Regions from separate parts of the Homo sapiens genome. Here region 1 is linked to region 2. Evidence: read pairs that join two places in POLR2A ChIA-PET (ENCODE). Cell type or tissue: Panc1. All regions are shown on one strand. Links, peaks and the distances in the headings refer to the core of each region. The heading gives the core; the rest is flanking DNA. Region 1 holds the start of LOC122455340. Region 2 overlaps MAP3K12 (mitogen-activated protein kinase kinase kinase 12).

The links. Peaks named below come from ENCODE experiments on the same cell type or tissue, not always from the same donor. Only the 100,000 strongest peaks of a DNase experiment are listed, where the experiment ranks them.
Region 1: POLR2A ChIA-PET joins it to region 2 with 5 read pairs; 5 of 35 experiments call an interaction of 5 or more read pairs at or near these places.

The regions. Positions count from the first base shown.
Region 1 is chr12:53,234,682-53,245,586 of GRCh38, forward strand. LOC122455340 reads left to right here and starts at 7,219. Exons shown (of 1, transcript NM_001395962.1): 1 at 7,219-8,041. The coding sequence starts at 7,242. The coding sequence ends at 7,760. RefSeq lists an enhancer at 7,130-8,042. In Panc1, for the core only: no CTCF peak of the experiment used is centred there; no DNase peak of the experiment used is centred there.
Region 2 is chr12:53,488,080-53,498,984 of GRCh38, forward strand. The region is part of intron 1 of MAP3K12 (mitogen-activated protein kinase kinase kinase 12); the gene reads right to left. Among named protein-coding and RNA genes, the nearest start is that of MAP3K12, 5.9 kb to the right of the region's middle. RefSeq lists silencers at 4,799-5,048, 8,226-8,520. In Panc1, for the core only: no CTCF peak of the experiment used is centred there; a DNase peak (open chromatin) is centred at 5,102; H3K4me3 peaks cover 1,773 bases; H3K27ac peaks cover 2,260 bases.

The sequences.
Region 1 (10,905 bases), core at 5,070-7,569, 250 kb before region 2:
CTGTCCAGAGATTCCAGGAGGAGGCTTGGGAAGAGGGCTTCCCACTCTGGAAACTGGTGGAGGGGGCTCCCCTCATTCCTCTTTCCCTTGGGTCATCCCTATTTCTAGGCTTTGCTCTGTTTGTGGCTGCTCTACTTTGTCACCCTGGCAACTTGGAGAAATGATATCTTGGGGGCCCTAGTACCAGGCTTTGTTTGCTCCCCTCATCCCAGAGCAAAGACCAAAAGGAGAGATTATGAGGAGAGGAAAAGGATGCAGATATCTGTCCCACCTGTCCTGAAAGTCATGGGGAAATGACTTATTCAGTGCCCTGATGCTGGGGGGGCGGACAGTGGTGAGGATGAAAATTGCCCCACCCTAATTTTCACCCTCACCCCCTCCCAACCCTCCGGCATCAGGACACTGAATAGGTCATTTCCCCATGCCCAAATCTGGTGGTGTGGGGGATGTCCTATGCCATGCTCAGAGGTGTCTGGCAGATGACTATAGGGGGTGGTGGGGGAGCTGTGTTGCAGCCCCCAAAGACATCATTAAGGCATGGAAGTGCTGTCAGGGCTTGGGGACCAGGGCACCCAGGGAGAGCGTGATGAAAACATGTTTTGTACAACACGTGTCCTCTCTTTTCCCTTCCTCCTCTCCTCTCCCACCTCCTCCCCCTAGGCAAGCTCTGTGCCAGTGCTGGTGCCAGCCCTGCCTCTGGTGCTTGCTCCACTCCATCCCTTGTACTAGGCCTATTCTGCTGCTTGCCAGCTCGTTGACTCTCCTGGTGAGGGAGTTTGTGTGTAGAAGGTCCTTACCAGCCCCAGTGCTGCCCAGATCCCCACATAGAATAAGGACTTAATTTTGAAGCTCAGGATTTTAGGATTAGCCTAAACACCTCTGGGAATTTCTTCCCTGAACAGGCACCATGCATTAATTCAACAAATCTTTATTAGGCATCCACTATGTGATAAGCACTGTGCTAGGTTCTGGGAATACCCAGGTATGGTCCCTGGCAAGTTCACAGTCGGATGGAGTCAGTTGTTAACCAAATAATCCACAAAACTGCAACTAGAATAATCAGTGTGGAGAGGCATGAGGGACCATGAGAATGGAGCAGAGGAGTATTCTCCGCCAAGGAGATCAGGAAAGTCTTCGGAGAAAAAATGAGGGAGATTAGAGAGAAGGAAGGGCAGTGAAATATATGTGCTGCTCAAGAGTATGTGCAAAGGCCCTGGAATTGATGTCCTGGCCCTCAGCCAGTCTGCTCCCCCTGCCCCCAAAAAAGAGGGGCCTTCCATTCCTGTGACGTGCTTGGATTTCAATATGCCAAAAGGGAGGGATGGTAAGTACCTCCTTGTGGTCATAGCAGGACGCTGAGATACCTGAATGCATTCATTTCCTCCAGAAAGGGAAACAGAGACAGAGAGGGAAGACGACTCACAGGCTGAGACTTGAGATTATACTATGGAAAACAAGGCCCCATGCTGGCAAATCCTCCAGGGTGAGGGATTCCTGCATTTGCCCAGCTGGAGCCTCACCAGACAGAAGGCCTTCTCCTCTGAGCCTGCTCTACCATGCCCCCACTCCCCCGATCCAGCCCTGACCTGTCCCACTCCCTGGAGCTAGCACGTCTGCCTCCACAGTTGCCTGGAGTGTGTGTGAGGCGAGTGCTACAGGTGTCTGCCAGCCAGTGTGTGGGTGGATGTAGCTGTCTGTTTTGCACAGAATCTCCATCCAGGGGATACGGGGTTCTCTTTCCCCTGTCCACTGGAGAGCTTCCAATTCCTCCTACCCAGACACAAAAGTTCCAAGTCTCTTCCTTTTGAAAAGGAATTGGGGGCCCCTTGAAAGAGGGAGCAGACCTCTTTGTGACTGTGCCTCCTCTAGAGCCAGCAAAGAGGTCATGGAACCAATGGGGTTAAGTCCCAGCCCTGCTGTGACCCACTTTCCTCCCTGTGCCCACATCCCCTGGGGCCAGAGTGTTGGGTGGGGCCAGCCTGGCACCCCCACACCCACACCTGGGACTTCCCCTGGATGGAAACTCCCAGAACCCAGGCATCCTGCTTCCCCTGCCAACTCCCACCAACTGCCTGGGTTCTATTCAGCTTCAGTTAGATCTCCCTGTCTGCCAGCCTTTGACCAAACTACATCTGTGCTCCAGCCCACCCTTTGGTGTCTGGCTGCCCCTTCTGGTGGACTCCTTTGAAGAAAAGATGTGGAGCTGGGGGAGGGGGCTGTGGAGAAGCCATCTTTTATTGAGCACCTACTATGTGCCATGTATTGTGCTAGACATGTACATTATCTCATCCCCACTTAACAGAGCAGGGAGTAAGAACTGGAGAGGTTAAGTGACTTGCTCAATATTGCACAGCTAGGAAGTGGCACAGCTAAGAGGAGAACCCAGATCTTGGTGGTCCTGAGCTCTCTTCACTATAGCAGCGTTCTTCCACTTCTCTTGCAGCTGCCCACCTCTCTATGGGATGAGAGACTTGAGAAATTCAATTTAATCCAATTCAGCAAACACTGAGTATCTGCTATGTGCCAGGTACTGACAGGTACCAGAAATAAAGAGATCACTGTCCTCGAGGTCTGGTGAGAAAGACGAGCATTTGGAAGTGCTCTAACATCAGCATAATGACCTGAACAAGGTGGCACGGAGCTGAGAAAGAAGCGGTACTTTTATTTCCTCCTTCTGTACAGAGTATATAAATATATTATGAACAGTATACAGAATAAATGGAATAAAGTCAATACCTACTTCATTGCCATCCAGGTCAAAAACTGGAGTATTTCCTATACTTCAGAAGTTCCCCATGCATCCCTTTCACAATTCCCTCAGTCTCCTAAAAACGAACTACAATCCTGACGTTTGTAATAATCGTAAACACAGAAATTACTTGTTTTTCTTTATAGTTTTAGCACCTGTGTATGCCTTCATAAACAATACTGCTCAACTTTGCCTGTTTTTGAAGTTTCTATAAATGGAATGATACTCTATTACTTTTTGCTTCCTACTTATTTTGTTCAACTTGTGAACTATATCCAAGTTGTTACACATAGCTGTCTTCCTATTATTGCATAGTATTCATTGCATGGATATACCACAAGTTATTTTTTTCATTCTACTGTTGGTGAATGTTTGAGTTGTTTTTAGTTTGGACTGTTATAAACAATGTAGCCATGAACATTCTTGTACATGTTTCCCAGTACACAGATGCAGGAGTTTTTCTAGGATATAGAACTAAGAGTTAAACTGTATATACAGGTTCAATTTTATCAGATAGCACCAAATAGATTTCCAAAGTGGCTGTATCAATTATATAAGAAGCAGAACATTTTTTTTCTTTTTTCTTTTTCTTTTTCTTTTTTTTTCCTTTTAGAGAGAGTCTTACTCTGTTGCCAGGGCTGGAGTGCAGTGGTGTGATCTCGGCTCACTGCAAACTCCGCCTCCCGGGTTCAAGCGATTCTCCTGCCTCAGCCTCCCAAGCAGCTGGGATTACAGGTGCCTGCCACTACACCCAGCTAATTTTTTGTATTTTTAGTAGAGACGGGGTTTCACCATGTTGGCCAGGCTGGTCTCGAACTCCTGACCTCGTGATTCACCCACCTTGGCCTCCCAAAGTGCTGGGATTACAGGCATTAGCCACCGTGCCCGGACTTTTTTCTTTTTCTTTTTTGTGAGACAGAGTCTCGCTCTTGTTGCCCAGGCTGGAGTGCAATGGCGCCATCTCGGCTCACTGCAACCTCTGCCTCCCAGGTTCAAGTGATTCGGCCTCAGCCTCCTGAGTAGCTGGGATTACAAGCACCCGCCACCACACCCAGCTAATTTTTGTATTTTTAGTACAGACAGGGGTTTCACCATGTTGGTCAGGCTGGTCTTGAACTCCTGACCTCAGGTGATTTAACTGTAACCGCCTCGGCCTCCCAAAGTGCTGGGATTACAGGCGTGAGCCACTGTGCCCGGCCAAGAAGCAGAACATTCTTTTATTTATTTATTTATTTATTTTTGAGACAGAGTCTTGCTCTGTTGCCCAGGCTGGAGTGCAGTGGCACGATCTCGGCTCACTACAACCTCCACCTCCTGGGTTCACACCATTCTCCTGCCTCAGCCTCCTGAGTAGCTGGGACTACAGGAACCCACCATCACGCCCGGCTAATTTTTTTGTATTTTTAGTAGAGACGGGGTTTCACCGTGTTAGCCAGGATGGTCTCGATCTCCTGACCTTGTGATCTGCCCACCTCAGCCTCCCAAAGCGCTGGGATTACAGGCGTGAGCCATCACGCCTGGCCGAAGCAGAACATTCTAACCAGGAGCAGGCGCAGGGCCAAAAAGACCCACACAATTTCTTGCATAAAACCCTCAGAGGTTTTCCATTTATCTTATTTTTATTTTTTATTATTTATTTATTTTCGAGACAGAGTCTCACTTTGTCACCCACGCAGGAGTGCAGAGGTCCAAACACAGCTCACTGCAGCCTTGACCTCCCAGACTCAAGTGATCCTCCTGCTTAAGCCCCCCAAGTAGCTGGGACTACAAGCATGCGCCATCACGCCCAACTAATTTTTTGTATTTTTTGTAGAGACGGAGGTTTTGCCATGTTGGCCAGGCTGGTTTTGAACTTCTGAGCTCAACCTATCTGCTCACCTTAGCCTCCCAAAGCACTAGGATTACAGGCGTGAGCCACCATGCCAGCCTTTATTTTTAGTTTTAGTATTATCTTTTTTTTTTTTTTTTTTTTTTTTTTTTTTGAGACAGAGTCTCACTATGTCGCCCAGGCTGGAGTGCAGTGGCACAATCTCAGCTCACTGCAACCTCCACCTCGTGGGTTCACACCATTCTCCTGCCTCAGCCTCCTGAGTAGCTGGGACTACAGGAGCCCACCACCACGCCCGGCTAATTTTTTTGTATTTTTGGTAGAGATGGGGTTTCACTGTGTTAGCCAGGATGGTCTCGATCTCCTGACCTTGTGATCTGCCCGCCTCGGCCTCCCAAACTGCTGGGATTACAGGCATGAGCCACCGCGCCCTGCCTAGTTTTATTATTTTTTGAGACAGGGTCTTGCTCCGTGCTCCAGGCTGGAGCGCAGTGATGTGATCTCGGCTCACTGCAGCCTCTGCCTCTTGCCTCAGCCTGCCGAGTAGCTGGGATTACAGGCTCATGCCACCAAGTCGGATAATTTTTTAAATTTTTTGTAGAGAATGCAGTCTCACTATATTGCCCAAGCTAGTCTTGAGCTTCTGGGCTCAGGCAATCTTCCCCTCGGCCTCCCAGAGTGCTGGGACTACAGGTGGGAGCCACCTCGTCTGGCTGGTTTTCCCTTTTTACTTGGAATAAGATCCAAGTCCCTGCCATGTCTCACAAGACCCTGCATGGTAGGACCTCTGCCTTACTCTCTGACCTGTGCCACTATGACTCTCCTCTTTGCTCCTGGCACTTGCTGTCCCCACTCTCTGGAATGTTCTCCCACTAGATAATTCCATGACTTGCTCTCACTTCTTTCAGGTCTTTGCTCAGTGACACCTTCCCTGACCACTGAATTTTGGATTGCCACCTCCAGCCTTCCTTATTCCTTTCTCAGCTTTATTTTTCTCCATAACCCAGCCACTCGGGTTCCATTCAGCCTCGGTCAGCTCTGCCTCCTCTGCCAGGGTTTGACAGACTGCATCTCCCCCAAAGCCCTTAAGGGTGGTCATACCTGATTGGGGGCTGGTCTAACTGTCACTTCTGATGGAGTCACCTCTCCGAGTCACTTTTTATCACATCACCCTGGGATAAGAATAGCCTTTCTCGGGCCGAGTGCGGTGGCTCACGCCTGTAATCCCAGCACTTTGGGAGGCCGAGGCACGTGGATCACAAGGTCAGGAGATTGAGACCATCCTGGCTAACACAGTGAAACCCTGTCTCTACTAAAAATACAAAAAATTAGCCGGGTATGGTGGCAGGTGCCTGTAGTCCCAGCTACTCGGGAGGCTGAGGCAGGAGAATGGCGTGAACCCGGGAGGTGGAGGTTGCAGTGAGCTAAGACTGTGCCAGTGCACTCCAGCCTGGGCGACAGAGCGAGACTCTGTCTCAAAAAAAAAAAAAAAATAGCCTTTCTCATGCTCTGAAATAAGCTTAGTTATATGTTTACCTGTTTGCTTTTTGTCTCCACCCCACCTCACCCCACCCCTCACTTCCTCATTTTTATGGGAACTCCATAAGAGAGGAAACTTAACTATCTTGTCCACTACCAAGGCCAGTGCCTGATGCATACTAGGTCTCAAATAATAGTTGACCAGGCTGGTTGTCAATCTCCCAGAGACAGTTGAGCACCCCCCACACTCACACCTGGGACTTGCTCTCTCTGGAAATTCCTAGAACCCAGGCATCCCACCTCCTCTGCCAGCTCCCAACTACATCCCAGACTCCGTCTTTCAGAGCCCTCCTGTGGCCACTGCTATTGCCTGCTGCTGCTTCCCTGAGTCCCCTGTGGGAGCTGTTTGGGGTCCCTGAAGCAGCAGCTCTGGAGGTTAGTGTTGGAGAGACTCAGGCATCAGGGGCCTAGAGCTCAAGAAATATTTTGTTTGTTTGTTTGTTTTTTGGGGTTTTATGAGACCAAGTTTTGCTCTTGTTGCCTAGGCTGGAGTACAATGGCATGATCTCAGCTCACTGCAACCTCCACCTCTCGGGTTCAAGCGATTCTCCTGCCTCAGCGTCCCGAGTAGCTGGGATTACAGGCATGTGCCACCACGCCCGGCCAGTTTTGTATTTTTAGTAGAGACAGGGTTTCTCCATGTTGGTCAGGCTGGTCTCGATCTCCTGACCTCGGGTGATCCGCCCACCTCAGCCTCCCGAAGTGCTGGGATTACAGACATGAGCCACCGTGCCTGGCCAAGAAATGCTTTTTGATTGAGTAAAGGAGAAGACTTCAGCAATGACAGGGCCTCGCCAGGTGAAGAAGGGAGCAGGGGCACTCAGAGCAGAAGGACCAGTGTGAACAAAGGACTGGAGGCCTGGGAGTACATGTCATATTTGAAGAAAGTGTTCTGATCTGGTGCTGTTGGAGGATTTTCAGGGGAGAGGGGTAGTAGGAGAGCTTTGCCGGCCTGGAAGGGGAGGGCTGGAAAAGGAGGGCTGGATGTGGAGGGCTGAGCTCCCTGCAGGATCAGCAAGGCTCAGCATGTCTTAGGTTTAATCCTGCCCCCCACCGTCCGCCCCTCCTACTCCATCCCTGTCCTCCCCTTCACCCAGCCCCCAGCCTGGCCACAACTGCAGCTGAATGGACTTCTCTCTGGGCCTACGCTTGGGGCCTAGGAATAAGAAGCCTGCCCACCAAGAGCCTCCTGCCTGCTCCAGGCATGGTCCACCTGCTGGCTCTCCTTGTCTGTCCTGTCCCCCATCTGCCTGTGCCTTCCCCTGCCATGGCTGTCCCCCACCCCCATGCTCCTGCACTGCCTGTCCCTCTAGTGCAGCTCCCTGCCCCGCTTGTCCCAGCCTCCCGGGCCCACCCTGCACCTGCTCTTGCCCCCGCTGCCCTGCCTGTCCTCCCTTGACTTGTCCCCATAACTCCTGTGTCTCATGCTCCGGTCCACCCTTGACCTGCTGCCACCCCTCACCCTGCCCAGTTTACCCTTGCTCCATGAGCCGAGCTGCCTGTTTGAGCTCCCGTTTAGGCTGCAGTGATAGCTGTAGCTGTGGCCAAGGGGCTGCCTGGGGACCTCCAGGCTCCCTTGGCTGCTGTAGCTGCTGCTTCAGGGGACAACAACGCACTTCTCGGGGGCGCTGTCTGATCATTTAGGTGGACTGTTGCCCACCAGGAGACTGTCAGTTTCCTGGAGCACTTCCGTACTGCTGCCCTGGCAAGGAGGCAGGAGCTGGGTGGAGTGGGAGAGGGATCAGCTGGACCCCTCCCTCAAGCAGGTAGAGGCAGCTGGCTTTCCCCAGTCCTGGAGAGGTGGCAGGGGGAATCTGCTTTGAAGTTAGTTTCTGGATGTGCTCCTGCTGGTTCCAGAACCTCTTCCTCTGCAACCTCTGGAATGGAAGGTGTTCTTCTCAGAGCCTCCCCCACGGCCCCTGAAGGTGAGCAAGTTGTCATTTCTTCCTCTCCACTGAGCCTCCATTGGAGTCTCCTCTGCAGTTCACATGAATAAATGGACTCTTCCTCTAGAGGAGCTGGAGTATCCTGGTCCAGAGGCCACTTCTTCTCCCTCTGACCTACACCCAAGATTGACCCAAGAGTCTCTGAATCCCTGACCTCTCACCTTGAGTCAGGCAGAGAGGGTCAGTGGCTTTTGGACCAGAAGAAGAGGCTGAGTGGAAGATATTTGGTTCCTCCCTCCACTTGGAAATCCTTGGCATCCTTTGTGGTCCTTTGTTTCTAGCCAGGAACCCTCTGCCTGGATGTCTTGTCTTTCAAATCTCTGAGAGCTCACTCAGCCTCATGACCTCAATCTTGCAGCAGTGATCCCATCTGTGACATCCAGGCTCATCTGGCATAGGGATGAGGGAGGCTGGGAACCCTTGACTCAGGCTCCTAAGGATGGCATCCACACATAGGTAGCTGTAAGTCTCCTGTCCCCAGGGATGGGACTGGGAGATGAGACAAGCCACCAAGAGATAGCTGAGAGCCAGGCTCGGTGGCTCATGCCTGTAATCCCAGCACTTTGGGAGGCTGAGGCAAGTGGATCGCCTGAGGTCAGGAGTTCGATACCAGCCTGGCCAATATAGTGAAACCCCGTCTCTACTAAAAATACAAAAAATTAGCTGGGCATGGTGGCGCGCACCTGTAATTCCAGCTACTAGGGAGGCTAAGGCAGGAAAATCGCTTGAACCCGGGAGGTGGAGGTTGCAGTGAGCCAAGACCGCGCCGTTGCACTCCAGCTTGGGCAACAAGAGCTAAACTCTGTCTTAAAAAAAAAAAAAAAGAGATAGCTGGAAGTGGGAGACTCTGGTATCTGCCTGGGATGAGCTCCTAGGCTGAGAGCCCCTGAGCACCACTCCACGTCTCTCCAGTTTTCTGGCTCCTGTACTAATCTGTTCCAAGCTTCTTTTTCTTAGCTGCCTTCTCTAGGACTCCTTTCGTTCTTGTCTTTATAGCTGTTTGTGTTTCCTTCTGTCTTTCTACCTCACTCTCTTCATTTCTGTTTCCTCCTCACTCTCTGTCACTGGGACATTTTGCCTTCACCTAATTGTATCACCACATCTGTTTTCCCCACTCTCTATCCCTCTATTACTCTATCTAATTTGAAATCAATTTAACATATGTCTTCAGCACCATAGGAAAGGTTAAAAAAATTAGCATATGTGTTTTTCTTCCCCCTTCTCTTGTCTCAATCCTTGTCTTCATGCCTATTTTCTTCCTTGGTCTTTCCTTTTCCCTCATATCTCTCTGCTTTTCTGTCCTGTTCTGCTTCTGGGTGCATTTCATTCTTTTTGGGTTTTGTTGTTAGTTTTTTGTTGTTGTTTGGTTTTTTGAGACAGGGCTCGCTCTGTTGCCCAGGCTGGAATGCGGTGGTGCAATCAGAGCTCACTGAAGTTTCTAACTCCCAGGCTCAAGCGATCCCGGACTACAGGCACGCACCACCACTCCTGGATAATTTTTTTTTTAATTATTGTAGAGACAGGGTCTCACTATGTTACCCAGGCTGGTCCCAAACCTCTGGCCTCAAGCGATCCTCCCACCTCAGCCTCCCAAAGTGCTAGGATCACAGGTGTAAGCCACTGCACCTGACCACATTTCATTCTTGATCTCTTCCATTTCTATTTCCCTTTCTTTGTCTCTCTTTCTGTCTTCTATGTCTAGCTGCTTTTTCACTTCCTATCTCTCTTTCTGCCTTCCCATATCTGGTTTGCTTTTATGCTGCCCCATCCCCCCATCTCCCTATCTCTCTGGGTCCTGCACAATAGAGCACACTATGCCTGTCTCATGTCTTTGTCATTGCTGCCCAAGGGCCAGAACACTGAGCTCTCCACCAGTGTCTGTCATGGAAACACAGTCCATGCCCTGGAGTGAGCCGGGGTAGACATGTCTACCAGAATAGCCCCTCCTTTCCCCACTCACTATCCAGGCTATTCATTCCTGCTCAGCTTTAAGCCCAAGCCTCTTTTCTGTCTTTTTTGTCTTTCTTTTTTAATGATGCTTCTCCCAAATTCTTATTCTGGAAGTTGGCAATTAAAAAAATAAAAAGAAATGGCTGGGTGCAGTGGCTCATGCCTGTAATCCCAGCACTTTGGGAGGCTGAAGTGGGTGGATCACTTGAGGTCAGGAGTTTGAGACCAGCCTGGCCAACATGGTGAAACCCCATCACTATTAAAAATACACAAATTAGCCAGGCATTGTGGCGTATGGCTGTAATCCCAGCTACTTGGGAGGCTGAGGCAGGAGAATCACTAGAACCCAGGAGGCAGAGGCTGCAGTTAGCCGAGATCACGCCACTGCACTCCAGCCTGGGCAACAAAGTCAGACTCCGTATCAAGAAAAAGAAAAAAAAAAAAAAAGAATTAAGCACTTATGCTGCCTGCATGTATAAACTATATTTCAGGATAGCCAAATAGCTCTAATTGGTGAAGACAACTTCTTATTTACAGAATAATTCCAGCTAATGTGGAAGGAATACGGAATTAGAAAAATCACCATTTTGTAACTCCTAATGAAGTAACTGATCAAAGCAAGACTCGCCTAATGGATGAAAACAAAGATGATGGGTGATGGAGAATTTTACAATGGGAAATTGAGCTGCCACAACCTAACCCACGGATGAATCTTAGCTTCACTAAAAGTGACACAACCAGGCACTGTGTACCTCCTGATGTGATGCAATCTGAAGCACTCATCACCACCTATGAAGGAATCTTGCCAAAGAAACAAAATTGAACATAAACCTAATCAAACCTCTAGTGCTGACTTCCATTTAACAGGAAATACAGGGAATGGAGGAACAAAT
Region 2 (10,905 bases), core at 4,082-6,581:
TAAAACACACCCCTGGGCCTCTCCAAGGTAAGTGAAGGTTGTAACCACAGAGTTCTGTCCCCCCAGCACAGGTGGGGAAAAAGGCAGAAGCAGCCAATGGGGATGCAGACACTGTCACAGAAGGCCACTGCTTCATCCCCCTTGGCCCTCCCTTCAGTCCAGCGGCTCTCCCAGGGGTCAAACAAGGTCTTGTCTTCTCTTTCCTCTTCTCCATTGCCCCATCCTCTGCTCCCCAAACTTTCCAGGCAATGGAGATGTGTCCCAGTTCATAGCTGGGTGCTATTTAAAAAGCAACCATTAGGCCGGGTGCAGTGGCTCACACCTGTAATCTCAGCACTTTCAGAGGCCGAGGCGGGCGGATCACCTGAGGTCAGGAATTCGAGACCAGTCTGGTCAACATGGAGAAACCCCGTCTCTACTAAAAATACAAAATTAGCTAGGCGTGGTGGCACATGCCTGTAATCCCAGCTACTTGGGAGGCTGAGGCAGAAGAATTGCTTAAACCCGGGAGGCTGAGGTTTTGGTGAGCCAAGATCATGCCACTGCACTCCAGCCTGGGCAACAAGAGCGAAACTCTGTCTAAAAAAATATATAAATAAATAAAAAGCAACCATTAAAAAACCTGAATCTGGCACGGTGTGTTGGCTCATGCCTGTAATCTCAACACTTTGGGAGGCTGAGGCAGGTGGATCACTTGAGCTCAAGAGTTTGAGACCTTGGCTGGGCGCAGTGGCTCACGCCTGTAATCCTAGCACTTTGGGAGGCTGAGGTGGGTGGATCGCTTGAGGTCAGGAGTTTGAGACCAGCCTGGCCAACATGGCGAAACCCTGTCTCTACTTAAAAAGAAAAAATTAGCTGGGCGTGGTGGTGGATGCCTGTAATCCCAGCTACTCGGGAGGCTGAGGCAGGAGAATCACTTGAACCCCAGAGGTGAGGTTGCAGTAAGCCAAGATCACACCACTGCACTCCAGCCTTGGGCGACAGAGTGAAACTCTGTCTCAAAAAAAAAAAAAAAAAAAAAAGTTTGAGACCAGCCTGGGCAACATGGCAAAACCCTGTCTCTACCAAAAATAGAAACAAACAAACAAACAAAAAACAACAAAGCTGGGCATGGTGATCCTGTGACTGTGGTCCCAGCTCCTCTGGAGGCTGAGGTGAGATGATTGCTTGAGCCCAGGTGGCGGAGGTTGCAGTAAGCCACTGAATCCCAGCCTGGGCGAAGTAGCCAAACCCCGTCTCAAAAAACAAACAAACAAACAAAAACCCTGAATCCTGACTTGCTTCTGCCACATAATGGCTATGTGACCTCAGGCGAGCTGTAGTTGAGCCTCAGCTATACAAAGGAATAAACTGGCTGTCACTAAGGCACAGCAAACCCTTAATCCTACACCAGACTTGTCCAGAACTTGGCCCCAGGCGCCATGCTGGTCTCCCAACTCACTCCACACTTGTCAGTTACCAGATCCTGAGATTTGAAGATTCCCAAGAACAAGCATCCCTCTAATTGTTCCTCATAGCTAGCAGGGTCCTTCCATGAGCCCCTGGGTTAGTCTGGAAATGATTGCCATACATTCTGAATTGCAGTGGGGGAGGAGTGGCAGGAATCTCTACATCTAGAAGGGTTCAGTAGATGATTACACAGGCACACAAGGAGGCTTGGGAAACTCTGATAGTTCTTGTAATAATTACCAGGCCTTTCCCTTGAAGACTTTTTCCTGGGGGGTGAGGGTGGTAGGCCTGGAATCAGCATATTTAACAAGCACCCTAGATTTGTAAAGCTCTAACCCAGTGCATGCTATTTTCCAGTCCCACTGTTACTGCCTTAGTTCAACCCTCATTAGCTGTCCTCACCTGGCCCAGGACAGCTGGTCTCCAAGTGCCCTCCCTAACCCCAATTCTCCACCCAGCTCCTTCAGAAGGATCTTTCTAAAACAGATTGGGGGCCAGGTGTGGTGGCTCATGCCTGTAATACCAACACTTTGGGAGGCTGAGGCAGGCGGACCACCTGAGGTCAGGAGTTTGAGACCAGACTGGCCAACATGGTGAAACCCCGTCTCTACTAAAAATCTCCAAAATTAGCCGGCCGTGGTGGTGGGCACCTGTAGTCCCAGCTACTCAGGAGGCTGAGGCACGAGAATTGCTTGAATCTGGGAGGAGGAGGTTGCAGTGAGCCGAGATCACGCCACTGTACTCCAGCCTGGGTGACAGAACAAGACTGTGTCTCAACAACAACAAAAAACAGATTGGGCCAGGCATGGTGGCTCACACCTTTAATCCCAGAAATTTGAGGGGCCAAGGCAGGTGGATCACTGAAGCCTGGAAGTTCAAGACCAGTCTGGGCAACATGGTGAAAAGCCATCTCTACAAAAATATAAAAATTAGCCGGCCAGGCACAGTGGCTCATGCCTGTAATCCCAGCACTCTGGGAGGCCGAGGCGGGCGGATCACGAGGTCAGGAGATCGAGACCATGCTGGCTAACACGGTGAAACCCTGTCTACTAAAAAATACAAAAAATTAGCCGTGTGTGGTGGCAGGCGCCTGTAGTCCCAGCTACTCGGGAGGCTGAGGCAGAAGAATGGCATGAACATGGGAGGTGGAGGTTGAGCAGTGAGCCGAGATCGCACCACTGCACTCCAGCCTGGGCAACAGAGTGAGACTCCATCTCAAAAAAAAAAAAAAAATTAGCTGAGTGTGGTGATGTGCACCTTTAGTTCCAGCTACTCAGGAGTCTGAGGTGGGAGGATACCTTGAGCCTGGGAGGGTGAAGCTGCAGTGAGCAGTGATTGCACCACTGAACTGCAGCCTGAGCGACAGAGCGAGACCTTGTCACAAAAGAAAAAACAACCACCCCCACCAACAAACTTGGCCACGTCGGGTTTTTGAACCAGGACACCCAATGATAATGGCTAACTTAAGGAAGGCTTACGGCTGGGCGTAGTGGCTCACGCCTGTAATCTAGCACTTTCGGAGGCTGAGACAGGAGGATTGCTTGAGCTCAGGAGTTCGAGACCAGCCTGGGCAACACGGTGCAACCCCGTCTCTACTAAAATACAAAAAATTAGCCAGGTGGGGCGGCGGTCGCCTGTAGTCCCAGCTACTCGGGAGGCTGAAGCAGGAGAATCACTTGAACCCGGGAGGCGGAAGTTGCAGTGAGCCAAGATCACGCCATTGCACTCCAGCCTGGGCGACAGAGTGAGACTCTGTCTCAAAAAAAAAAAAAAAAAAGAAAAGAAAAGAAAAACAGGCTTACTAAGTATGTTAGCTTCTGGTAAAGGTGCATTAGCACTTTGCATATTTAATCCTCAAAACTGTAAGCTGGGCATTATTAGCCCCGTTTTACAGACTAAGGCATAGAGGTTTTTTTTTTTTTTGAGATGGAGTCTTGCACTGTCACCCAGGCTGGAGCTCAGTGGCACGATCTCCGCTCACTGCAAGCTCTGCCTTCCGGGTTCACACCATTCTCCTGCCTCGGCCTCCCGAGTAGCTGGGACTACAGGCGCCCGCCACGACGCCCGGCTAATTTTTTCTGTGTTTAGTAGAGACCGGGTTTCACCGTGTTAGCCAGGATAGTCTCGATCTCCTGACCTCATGATCCGCCCATCTCGGCCTCCCAAAGTGCTGGGATTACAGGCGTGAGCCACCGCGCCCGGCAGGCATAGAGGTATTAAATAATCTGCCCACAGGGCCATAGCTATTAAGAAGCTCAAGCTCTGCTGGGCGCAGTGGCTCACGCCTGTAATCCCAGCACTCTGGGAAGCCGAGGTGGGCGGATCGCTTGAGCTCGGGAGTTTGAGACCAGCCTGGGGAACATGGGGAGAGCCTGTCTCTGCTACAAATACAAAAAATTAGCTGGGCGTGGTGGCGCATGCCTGTGGTCCCAGCTACTTGAGAGGCTAAGGTGGGAGAATCGCTTGAGCCCAGGAGGTGGAGGTTGCAGTGAGCCGAGATTGTGCCACTGCACTCTAGCCTGGGTGACAGAGCAAGACTCTGTTTCAAAAAAAAAAAAAAAAAGAAGAAGAAGAAAAAGAAGCTCAAGCTTCACCCCCAGCCTGGAAGGCGCTTCTCATCTCTATCCAGGTGTCACTTTATCCTGGACGTCCTTCTTTCCTGATCCGCTCTAGGTTAATGCGCCTTCTGGGCTGACACAGCCCCACTATGCGTCCTCTATCATGGTTCCCATTATACTGGACGGACAATGTAGTCGGGCGTCTGGCTCCTTTGAGAGCCTGGACAGCCTTTAGAGAGATGACTTCGCATCACAAGGGAACCATGGCTTGCAACAGCACCTGGCACGCAGAAGGTGCTCGGTAAGGTGGAACCACTGCTCTACTCACCCCGGAGGATCGCCTTAAGCCCCGCACACTCTCTCTGCGCGCGCGCGCGCGCGCAAACACACACACAAAACTAGCTCCCTGAATCCTCAGAAGAGCCAGGTGAAGGAGGTACTACTGGTCCCATTATATTCTTGAGAGAACTGAGGCCCAGAAAGCACAAATCACACTAAAGTTCAGCTTCCAAATCCCCAACATATCCCACGCGTTATTTGTGGCTTCAAGAGGTAAGGTGTAGGTTGCAATGCAAATTACAGACAAACACAGACCAAGCAAAGTGCCAACATATGGGAGAATTTCGTCTGGAGGACCCAAGGGATTTTGCCTGCCCCCCAACCTCCCTCCCCGCCCCCACCACCTCCCACTCCGCCGCAACCCCGGGCTTCGCTTCTGGACCACCCAGAAACAAGGCCCAAGACTCTGGGACGCTCTCGCCTGGCAGGCCAGGAGGGAGGGATGGCGGGATTGGAGCCCTCGGGGAGGAGCCGGGGCCGTGCCCTGGACAGCTTGGTCACCAGCAATGGAAGGACGAAGCCCAAGTCAGGACCGCTGAAAGTGGGGAGGAAGGGGTTACGGCCACAGCGCCCCCTCCCCCTTCCCGACCTCCTTCCCGGCCGTCACGTGGCGCGTGGCTGGGGCGGGGGCCGCGGCGGCGGAAGGGGGTGGTCCGGGTGGGGAAAGGGAAGGGACACGGCCGGCTGGGGGAAGCGCTGGGCGCTGCGGCGTAACCATGACGACTGGGCCTGAGGCGGCGCGTGAAGTCACCAGGACAAGATTAGCCCCGGATCACGTGAGCGCGACGTGGGGGCGGGGCTGTGCCTGGGCCCCGCCCCTGACCTGGGCCGGCCCAGGTGGCTGGTTGCCGGGATGGCTGCGAGGATCTTAGGTGCGGACCCCCACCCAGCGGTCTGCCCCATCTGTGTTCCCTTCCTTCCCCTGCCCCCGCATGCAGAGAGATCTTCGGCTGAGGCGTCTGGTGTTGGCAGGAGGGGACTTGTGGGGTTGGCATTGGGGGTGCAGTACCACAGGGAAGGAAAGCAGGAAATGAGAGAAAGGGAGACAGGGCACAGAAAAGGCGAAAGGTACAGCTAGGAAGGAGGAAGGAGCTGAGACATATACAGACACCGGAGCAGCGTCAAGCGGAGTCAACCCCGAGAAGGATGGCTTGAAAAGCTGTTTGGAAAAGCAGAGGACCCTGAGAAAATGGAGATGAAAGGGGAGTGAGAAACACGGAGAACACCCATCTCCTTTTCTGTCTAGAAGCCGAGCTTTGAGTAGGCACAGCACCTGGCTTTTTAAAGGAATTTTTCAGCCGTCATCTGGTTGTTTGACGACTAGGTGGTTTAGGCATAGAAAGGGTGACATGCTCAGAGACACTTGCAGCCAGCCGAGCCTCCCTCCAGTTCACCAGGCTTCCCCAGAGGCCCTTCTGGTATCCAGGGCCAGCAGCTGGGGAGAGAAGGAGAGAAGCCATTTCACCTGTTTGTCTTTTACGGTAGTGGGGATAGCTGAAGAAGTAGGAGATGGGACCAAGGGAAAGATCTCAGGCTAGTTGACGGCTCTTCCACATTGACCTGGAGTGAGGGAAAGCTGCTGCCCCTGGGAGCTATAGTAAAGTGGAGATTCCTCTCTCCCAACACACACACACATACCCCTTTTTGTTTCCTTTATTTCTGACCTGCCAGCTGTGTCCCACTGCCCCCTGGCTGGGCCTTGGCGCCAGAGCTTTGGAGGGGCGTCTAGGATGGCTAGGAGCCCCTGGCCCAGACGTTCAGTCACCCTGGGGGAGGGTAGCTGTCTCTCCGTTATCAATTATGCAGAGCATGGGGGAAGGGCAGCAATGTGACAGGAGGGTGGGTCTCTCTGTCACTCACTGTCAACCATATCTACCAAGTGTTGATGGTGCTTCTGCCTCACATTGGGTGAGGGGACAGAATGATCTCTAAGCCATACATGTGCCAGGGGAGGAGGCTCTTTGGACACCCAACAGGCCCTAATTCAGTGCTTTGCTGGTGGCCCCAAAGTGACTCCATAAGGAGGCTACAGGGTAGAGTGGGGTAGGAAGTCACCCCCCATCTATCCCACCTTCTAGGTTCTCTGGCCTGAGATTTTGGAAGCCTGTGGCAGGTAAACTCTCTGAATTCTCTCTAGCTCCTTCTTGTATAACAGCAGAATGTCAATGCTAAGCTGTTTGGTGGTCTTAGGGGCTCAGTTCAGAGGCCAGGTCATCTGCCTAAATCTTGGGCTCTCACACTGAGTGCTCTCCACTGTCTGAGACCTCATTTTTTTACTCAGGAAAAGGAGAATGATTCCCTTTCTCTCGTGAGTGGGGGTAGGAAGGGGAGTCTTCAAAGGGAAAGGAGACCCAAGACTTTGGAGTCCTAATTCCACCTCTGCAAGCTTTGAAACCCTGAGAGGATAAAGGTCTCTGATCAATCGTGGCCATGCCTCCTGTCCCCTTGGCTGCAGCTCGTATTGTTTTTGAAACAGGGTCTCGCTTTGTTGCCCAGGCTGGAGTGCAGTGGGATGATCACGGCTCACTGCCTGCAGCCTCAACCTCCTGGGCTCAAGTGATCCTCCCCCTTCAGCCTCCTGAGTAGCTGGGACTACAGGCACTCACCACCACACCAGACTAAATTAAAAAAAGGCCGAGCACAGTGGCTCACGTCTGTAGTCCCAGCACTTTGGGAGGCCCAGGCGGGCGGATCATGAGGTCAGGAGATGGAGACCATCCTGGCTACCATGGGGAAACCCCGTCTCTACTAAAAATACAAAAAATTAGCTGGGCGTGGTGGCGGACGCCTGTAGTCCCAGCTACTCGGGAGGCTGAGGCAGGAGAATGGCGTGAACCCAGGGGGCGGAGCCTGCAGTGAGCCGAGATGGAGCCACTGCACTCCAGCCTAGGCGACAGAGCAATACTCTGTCTCCAAAAAAAAAAAAAAAAAAAAAAAAAAAAGGCCAGGCGCAGTTGCTCACGCCTGTAATCCCAGCAATGGAGACCATCCTGGCTAACATGGTGAAACCCCGTTTCTACCAAAAATACAAAAAATTTGCCAGGCGTAGTGGTGGGCGCACCTGTAGTCCGCCGCCACTGCACTCTAGCCTGGGCAACAGAGCGAGACTCCATCTCAAAAAAAAAAAAAAAAAAAAAAAAAAATTGTAGAGACCATGTCTCATTCTGTTGCCCAGGCTGGTTCCAAACTCCTGGGCTCAAATGATCCACCAGTCTAGGTCTCCCAAAATGCTGGCATTACAGGTGTGAACCACTGTGCCCTGCAGCTTGTTTTTATTTTCCATTTTTCAGGATCCGCAGTCCTGGCCCCAGGATCCCAAGAGGAAAAGAACTATTGCTTTTCTTAGTGCCCTCATGAGGGAGAAATGAGTTCCCCTGAGAACTTGGGGGAAAACTGGAGATCACCCCTAAATTCGGGTCTTTGATTGGTAAATCAAGCCCTGAGACCCCTAGCTGCCACACTTCCAGTGGGGTGGGCAGTGAAGGGGTTCAGGGAAGGGAGGGACAGTACTATTTAGGAAAAAAGAATCAGCTTCAGATTTGGAGAGATCAGAGCTAGAATCCCAGTTTTGCCACCACTTAGTTTAAGGAATGTAATCTCTCTGTGGTGCCCAACCCACCCTGCTGGGGGTAGTGAAGGTTAAGTAGGGTGATAGAGGGGGTGCAGGGAGCAGCATGTTTCCTCCTTGCTTTGTCTTCCTGGTTGGCTGGACACCAGGTCTTTGTGGATCCTGGAGAGGCTGAAGACTTGGTCTCTGACCTTCTGCTTTCCCAGGATAAACTGTGATTTCAGGTTCCAGTAGAACCAGGTCACAGTGCTAGTGATTGTGCTGGAGTCCCCAGTCATTCCTCTACCAGATCACCAGTCCCTCCTCTGTAAATCCTGCCATTCTGTCTCCTCTGGACTAAGGGGGATGGCCTGATTTTCTGCACCCCATCCTCACTCCCTGGCCAGTTGTCTCTGGAATCTGCTCTCTTAAGCAGCTGTACTGCTAAGATCCTCCCTTTGATCACGTGGCCCTGGATCACCCCTCAGCCTTACCCATGGAGGCCTCGGGGAAGGGGAGGGCAAGAGCAGGGTAGGATGGGCCTCAGGAGTCCCTCCTACCTAGGACCTCAGATAGACCAGGAAGAAGTTCAGCGGATGTTAACAAATATAGTTCCTCAACGGGATGGGCATTTTTAAAAATCTGGAAGAATAAATACCAAAGTATAACAACAGTTTCTAGGTAGGTGGAATTGTGAGTGTTTTAATTTTCTCCTTTGGGTTTACGTATATTCCTAGTATTTCAGTAACAACTTTGAATTGCTTTTAAAGTAAGACATAAAATTTAAATTGTAAAAGAGAAAATAAGATTGATGGACTGCTCATGCATTCCTTCACTTAGCTTATTAGGACAGTTGTGCAATAGGGAGAGGGTAGGTGGTAGAGGAGAGAACACAGGCCTCAAAATCAGAGTGGCTTCCTGAGGTCTTGTCTCTGCTCCTGGCCAGTTGGGTGACCTGGCCTGAGACTTTTCAACAAACCTCAGTTTCTTCATTGCTAAACGGGGACAGTGGTACCTATGTCCCACAGTGGCAATGCAGTACATAATGTGGTGGGTAAGAACACAGGTTCTGGGTTACACAGACCTGGGTTCAAATCCTACCTCTTGCCACATACTAACTTTTTTACTTTAAACAAATTACTTAAGTTTCAGTTTTCTCCTCCATCAGAGATGATGATAACACTATCTCACTTGGTCTTGTTACGGGCATGATTAAGAAAATCAAAATAAAGTTCTTGGCCCAGGACCTGGCACACAGGAAGCTCTCTATAAGCATTAGCCATATGGAAAGTGCCTAACACACACTTGTAAGTTTTTTATGAATGTGATTCCCTTCCCTTCTTTCCCTTGTTCTCTCTCTCAAAGCAAGTGCCAGTAGGGAGGGTATGGGTGGAAAGGGAGGTGGAGAAACAAGAGGGAAAAAAAAGACCAAAGAATGAAGAAACCAAAGGGCAAGGGCTCTATCCTGAATGATCTTTAGCCTCCTCTGGAATCTGGTCACTGTCACAGTCTCCTCACCTTCTCCACGCACACATATGACCCCAGTCCTTCTGGGAGCCAATGAACCAGACAGACCAGTCTCTGTGGCCAGGCCCTCATGAAGCCCCTATGTCCCCTGCTGGCATCATCTCAACAGTATCCTCCTTCTTCCCAGCATCACCTCAGTCAACAGTGTGAGTGAATGCATGAGTGGCTGGCGTGAGGGGCAGACATTTCCACCTCACTGGAAGAAGCATGGCAGCTGGGGGTCCCAGGGCTTGACTGGTGTAGGGCTGAGGACCTGAATGTAGGGGTGATCTCCAGTCCACCCTAGCAAGGACTTCTTACAGGGTTGATTCCTTCTTTCTCTCCAGATCCAGGCAGGGGAGAGGGAGGACTGTGCATTACGAGAGTCCGGGCTGTGAGTGGTAGAACCAAGAGTCCTCTTCCTAGAAAAGCCTGATCCTACCACAGTGTCACCACGAGGGGAAAAGCAATTGGTTTTTAGAAGGGTTCTGCCCTCTTCAGCTATAAGGAAGCCTAGGAAATCCTGAGCCATGTCTAACTTCTTGCCTCCTCTGTCCATAACTGGGATGGATATTTAGCTGGTGTCTCCATGTTGAGAGCTGGGGTTTTCCTAACATTACCCCAGTTGACAATGGGAGTGAGTGGATGAATGATACGCTTGAGGGGACACACTTTTTTTCACCTGTAAGTGTGAGATAGGAGGGAGTGGGGCCCTAAAGCTCAGAGAAACTTCAGTGTCTGGACAGGAAGGCTCAGGGGGCACTTGAGTCCTATCCTTCCTAAATCCTTTCTGTTAGCCTTAGCTTGGTAGGACCCTCTGGCTGAAACTCAGAGCTCCTAGAGCAATGGAGTCCACCTTGAGAACTGCAAGGGAAATGTGTTTAGAGGGATGCACTGACTGTGGCTTGAGACGACTCTGGGTGGGGTGAGGAGACCTCATGTGCACTCCCTTCTGATTGGAGGCCACTCACCTACGCTCCTCTGAAAAAGGCAGCAGATGAGCATCTACAAGGTAGGACTCCTCCCTTAATTCTAAGGGACACCTCACTGTTTCCTCCCACTGTCTACAGAGCCTTGACTCTTCCCTCCTCTCAGTCAAGGCCTTGGTTACCAGCAAGTCTCAACTCTTGTTTATTTTTAAGCCAATGAGTTTGAGGAGTGTTTGTGGGAAAGGGAGGAGGTTTTTGGAGGGCCTGACTGGGGGAGATGGGTTAGGGGAGCCAGAGGAGATGGAGAGAAAGAGGAGGGAGAAACCCACACGTGAATGGGGGAGGGGAGGATGCAACAGCTGGATGGAGGTGAATGCCACAGCTGGAGGTGAATGCCACAGCTGGAGGGGATTAGGAGGATCACAGCTTGAAGGGGAGGGGGACCAACGCCTGGGCATGCAGGAACAGGTGCTCTCTGACTAATCTTCAGGTCCAGCCTGCTGTGTGTGTGTGTGTGTGTGTGTGTGTGTGTGTGTGTGTGTGTGTGTGTGTGTGTGTGTGTGTGTGTGTGTGTGTG